2 separate regions of the Homo sapiens genome follow, and region 2 is linked to region 1. A link is an interaction called in ENCODE POLR2A ChIA-PET data of the cell type or tissue named here. Cell type or tissue: Caco-2. All regions are shown on one strand.

Evidence for each region. ChIA-PET counts read pairs that join two places held together with the same protein. Peaks named below come from ENCODE experiments on the same cell type or tissue, not always from the same donor. Only the 100,000 strongest peaks of a DNase experiment are listed, where the experiment ranks them.
Region 2: POLR2A ChIA-PET joins it to region 1 with 5 read pairs; 3 of 35 experiments call an interaction of 5 or more read pairs at or near these places.

Annotation. Positions count from the first base shown.
Region 1 is chr7:47,696,001-47,698,500 of GRCh38, forward strand. No RefSeq gene overlaps it. Among named protein-coding and RNA genes, the nearest start is that of LINC02902, 42 kb to the left of the region's middle. In Caco-2, no CTCF peak of the experiment used is centred here; no DNase peak of the experiment used is centred here.
Region 2 is chr7:47,497,503-47,500,002 of GRCh38, forward strand. All of the region lies in intron 3 of TNS3 (tensin 3), which reads right to left. Among named protein-coding and RNA genes, the nearest start is that of SNORD151, 34 kb to the left of the region's middle. RefSeq lists an enhancer at 165-244. In Caco-2, no CTCF peak of the experiment used is centred here; a DNase peak (open chromatin) is centred at 1,309.

The sequences.
Region 1 (2,500 bases):
TCATGAGGTCAGGAGATCGAGATCATCCTGGCTAACAAGGTGAAACCCTGTCTCTACTAAAAATACAAAAAATTAGCCGGGCGTGGTGACGGGCACCTGTAGTCCCAGCTACTCGGGAGGCTGAGGCAGGAGAATGGCGTGAACCCAGGAGGTGGAGCTTGCAGTAAGCCGAGATCACTGCCACTGCACTCTAGCCTGGGCAACAGAGCGAAACTCTTGTCTCAAAAAAAAAAAAAATGACCACGAGAGCAATGTTCTTAATATTCATGAGGTGGGTCAGCTATCTGACGAGATGAGATTTTAAAATTTATGTCTGTATGTATATGTATGTATGTTACTTAGGCAAGAGAACTACTATGTTAAGTCTGGAATTTGCTTGGTGAAGGAGATGATAGTATTCAAAGATTTAAAAGTATTAAAATTCTATTATGTTGGCACAAAAGTAATTGCATTTTTGCCGTTAAAAGTTATGCAAAACCACAATTACTTTTGCACCAACCTAATAGAAACCTCCTGGAAGAGAGGAGTTGGAGATTCCGATCCCTTCTCCCTGAGATTCTAAGTATAACAGGACATTAAATAAAACCTTTTCTGTTGCCTTGACATCCAGAAATACCCAAAGGCTCAAAGCGGTAGGTAAAAGACTATGTATTGTGAAACCTGTTTGGAGACTCTTAACTCTTTATCCTCCTCCAGGATATATAAGGAATGCAGAAGATATTGGTGGAGACCTTTTTTGGGGAGAATGTTGGTGTACTGTGCATTCTGGGTCCCTCTGTAGGGAAGTGATCAGGTACTTCTTCACAGTCTCAAGCTGCCAGTTGAGTAAGCAGGGGTTTTGGAGAGTCACTGGGAGAGCTGCACATGTCACCCAGGCATTCAGAGCCATCAAGTTCTCATACCTGATTTCCACTGGAAAACATCTAAAGGTGAGAAGCTGGCTGGTGCCCTGAAGAGTGGGTCACAGCAGGAAGATGCCACATTCCCACTGATGGAGGGGTGAAGACGTGAGTTTCTCTGGTCAGCTATGGAGTCAGGCTATGTGTTAGTCCATTTGCCTTGCTATAAAGGAATACCTGAGACCGAGTAATTCATAAAGAAAAGAGGTTTATTTTGGCTTATCATTCTGCAGACTGTACAGGAAGCATGGTGCTGGCATCTGCTTTTGGGGAGGGCCTCAGGAAGCTCAAAGTCATGGTGGAAAGTGAGGGGAGCCAGTGCATTACATGGTGACACAGGGAGCAAGAAGGATGCCAGCCTCTTTTATTTTTTTTTTGAGATGGAGTCTAGCTCTGTCACCCAGGCTGGAGTGGAGAGGTGTGATCTTGGCTCTTTACAACCTCTGCCTCCCGGGTTCAAGCGATTCTCCTGCCTCAGCCTCTGGAGTAGCTGGGACTACACGCATGCCACCACGCCTGGCTAATTTTTGTATTTTTAGTAGAGATGGGGTTTCACCATATTGGTAAGGCTGGTCTTGAACTCCTGACCTCATGATCAGCCCCCCCTCAGCCTCCCAAAGTGCTGGGATTACAGGCGTGAGCCATGGCGCCCGGCCACCAGGCTCTTTTAAACCATCAGCTCTTATGTGAACTCACAGAGCAAGAACTCACTTATTACCATGGGGAGGGCACCAAGCCATTAATGAGGGATCCGCCCCCATGACCAAAATGCTTCCCACCAGGCCCCACGTTCAACATTGGGGATCACATTTCAACATGAAAGTTGGAGGGAAAAACATCCAAACCATATCAGGTTGCATCACTTGACAGTGACCTGGCTGAAGAGAATGGGCATTTACCAGCTTTCCTCCTTCCAGGTGCCAGGGAGGTGGCACTTCTCCCAAACCATTTGAGGTTGGATGTTGCTGCATGAATTGCTTTGCCCATTAAAAGGTAGCAGAAACAATGTGGGTCACTTCCATTTTTAAGGGCCAGTGAATGATTTGCTTCTTTCTCTCTGGCATATGTGTTGAATGATCACCTCCTGAGTGCCAGGGAAAGCAGATCAGGCAGTCCATGAACAGAGTCCATGCACAGAGATAAGGCAGGGTCTTAGATTAGCCACTCAAATCACCATGGACCACAGGTATTGAGCCAACATTCAGAGGTGAATATTTTTAGGTGGTGTTTCCTGTCAGTCCAAAATGCCTTTATGATGTCTCTTTGATGGATCTGACTCAGGATGATGGACTGAACACCCACATCCACCACTACCCATCCCAAATCTCTTTAAGGTGGAGGTAAGGATATGAGGAGAACAGAGAGGGCTGGGTTATTATCAGCCATGAAACTCCAATACACTTCTGAAAAATGGAAAACAACTGGAAGGGTGCTGCCTGGTGCAGTGTGGTGGAGGAAACAAGCCCAGGATGTGCCCAGGGCAGGCTGGGACCTGGGAGGTGGAGGTGTTGACCTGGCTAGCAGAGCCCTGGAGGAACAGAAGAGTGGGAAGACAGAAGGGCACACAGCTCAAGCAGGGAAAGGATTGAGGAGCTTGTGGG
Region 2 (2,500 bases), 200 kb before region 1:
CCAGGTCTGTTATTCATTCTTCTCTTTTATGAGTCCTCAAAGTTTCAGAAGCTGCTTCTGAGAGCTACACATGCAAATTTCCATTTTGTACTTCTGTTCTCCCAAAGAGGCCAGGCAAGAGAAAATAAGTATTCGCCTAGTACAGAGTTTCACGTATGGAACACACACACACACACACACACACACACACACACAGAGCAGGAAATGTTCACCGCGTGCTCTTTTCTTTTGTTTTTGTTTACACTGGAGCGACGTGTGCCCATGGATGCCTGGCCTTGCTGCTCTGTCCCCTGCCCCTCGAGCTATATGGGGCTCCCTCCAGGACCGGGCTCCCCACCCTGGTCTATCTGACCCAGTCAGGGCAGTCACTCAAACATTCATTACTGTCACCATGAAAGTGGCATCTGTTTTGAATTCAGGGGCCTCATCTTCTCTGGGTGTCCCACTCTGTCATCAGAGCCTGGCTGCATGAGGTCAGCTGGCCCCTTCTCTCCTCCGTGACACCCCTGGTAAACAGACACCCAACAACATCCCGCAGGGTGGAGGTGGGGAGTGAACCTTAACCAACAGCACGCTTGTCCAAATTATTTCTCAAGTAATGGAGGTTCTGCAGGGAGAGCTTCTTTCTCAGGTTAGAACTGGTCAAAAGACACAGAGGTGGGGTTCAGAAGAAGATTTCCAGGGCACCTCGAAAGCCCTAGTTTAATCAATAAAACACACTTGCAGGCACGGGGTGCCCTTGCCAACAGCCTCCTACCCTCCCATGTAACCACAGTGCCATGGAAAGTTACCCTCATTTCACAGATGCCGAGAGTCAAGGCAGACAGGCCTGGCCTGAGCCACGTGCAGGATGCAGGGACCCACATTCTCCCTCCGGCTGCACCTTCTAGCCTCCTGCCCAGGACACAGATACAGATGCTGGCTGCAGAGCTGCTAATTAGGTTACTGGCCACGTAGTTAAAATGATGTGGCAAATAGGTGCAGATTCATTCCAGGTATGTGTTGTTTCATCTGTTACAACACAATGTGGAATGAAAACTGATGATTCAGAGAAAACACAGGATACATTTTAAAATTATATTATTTATTTAAAACAAATATCTTGTTTCAAAAGATCATAATTCTCTTTTGGCCTCTTTTTGGGGCAGGGCTAGGACTTCCTACACAAATATAGCTTACACTTATGCCGCACTAAAAAACAAACCTGCCATCACAGGGCGAGAACTTCACTCATAACCAGACAGCCAACATGGTCCCGTCAGCCCGGCCAAAGGTCACCACCAGTTTCAAAGACCTGTTTCCTCTGGTGTAAAGTGGCGAACTCAGTGACTTCCCAGCCTGTGGAATGCCAGCAGGGTCACCATAAAGCCCCGCAGATGCCGAGACGGTGCAAGGAGCAGAGCCCCACAGGGCAAGGCCCCGAGCTGCTGGCAGCTGGTGTCGCCCAGCTGACGCACTTCCTCAGTTGACAGTGGCTTGGTCCTGCTGGCCACCTTCGAGTCCAAGAAAGGCCTAGAAGTCCACAATGAATGCCTCTGATTGAGGCTCAGATTACTAGGGATTTAGAAACCTTAATTCTTTTGTACAAAGTATAATTGTGCTGACATGAAAAGCCAAATGTGGCTTGCTGACTTTGAGAGTGAGCCTAGAGCCCACATGGTGGCCTTGGCTGATGGGATTCACACAGTGGGGCCACTTCCCAGACTCTGGGAGTCAGGAGTAATAGTTCCCAGTAGAAAAAGAGACACAGGTATAAACATGCCTCTAGTAAGGTGTTAATGTGTAAAGTGACTTTCTAATTAAAATGAGTCAAAAATGATTGGTGAGGACAGCCTACCAGAAAAGGGATCTTACAGGAAAAGGAATAAAAGTGTCCTCAAAAAGAGCAGAATTTAAGGATGCTTCATGGTTCTTCTGACAGTAGTGACAACTAGCAAAAAAGAAAGACATGGAAGCCACCAATCAGTACCCACCTTGAGTAGGTGAATGGAGGGTAAACTGTGGCACATCCAGATGACAGAGTGTTATTCAGCTGAAAAGAAATGAGCTATCAAGCCAAGAAATGACAGGGAAGAAATTTAAATGCATATTATCAAGTGAAGGAAGCCCATCTGAAAAGGCTACACATGTATGATTCCAACCCTATGGCATTCTGGAAAAGGCAACACTATGAAGACAGTGAAAAGGTCAGCGGCTGCCGGGGTGCAGGAGAGAGAAGCGCGGCACAGAGGATTTCTAGGGCAGCGAAACTACTCCATACGGTACTGTCATGGTGGATGTCACTTATCATGCACCTGTCCAAACCCATGGAATGTACAACACCCAGAGTGAGCCCTAACGTAGACTGTGGACTCATCAATACTGGCTCATCAATTCTAACAAATGTGCTGTTCTGGTGCGGCGATGCTGACGGCAGGAGAGTGTGTGTCTCTGTGCGTGAATATGCATGCGTGTGTACATGTAAGCACGTGTGTGTGAGCCCTCGGTTCTTTCCCCTCGA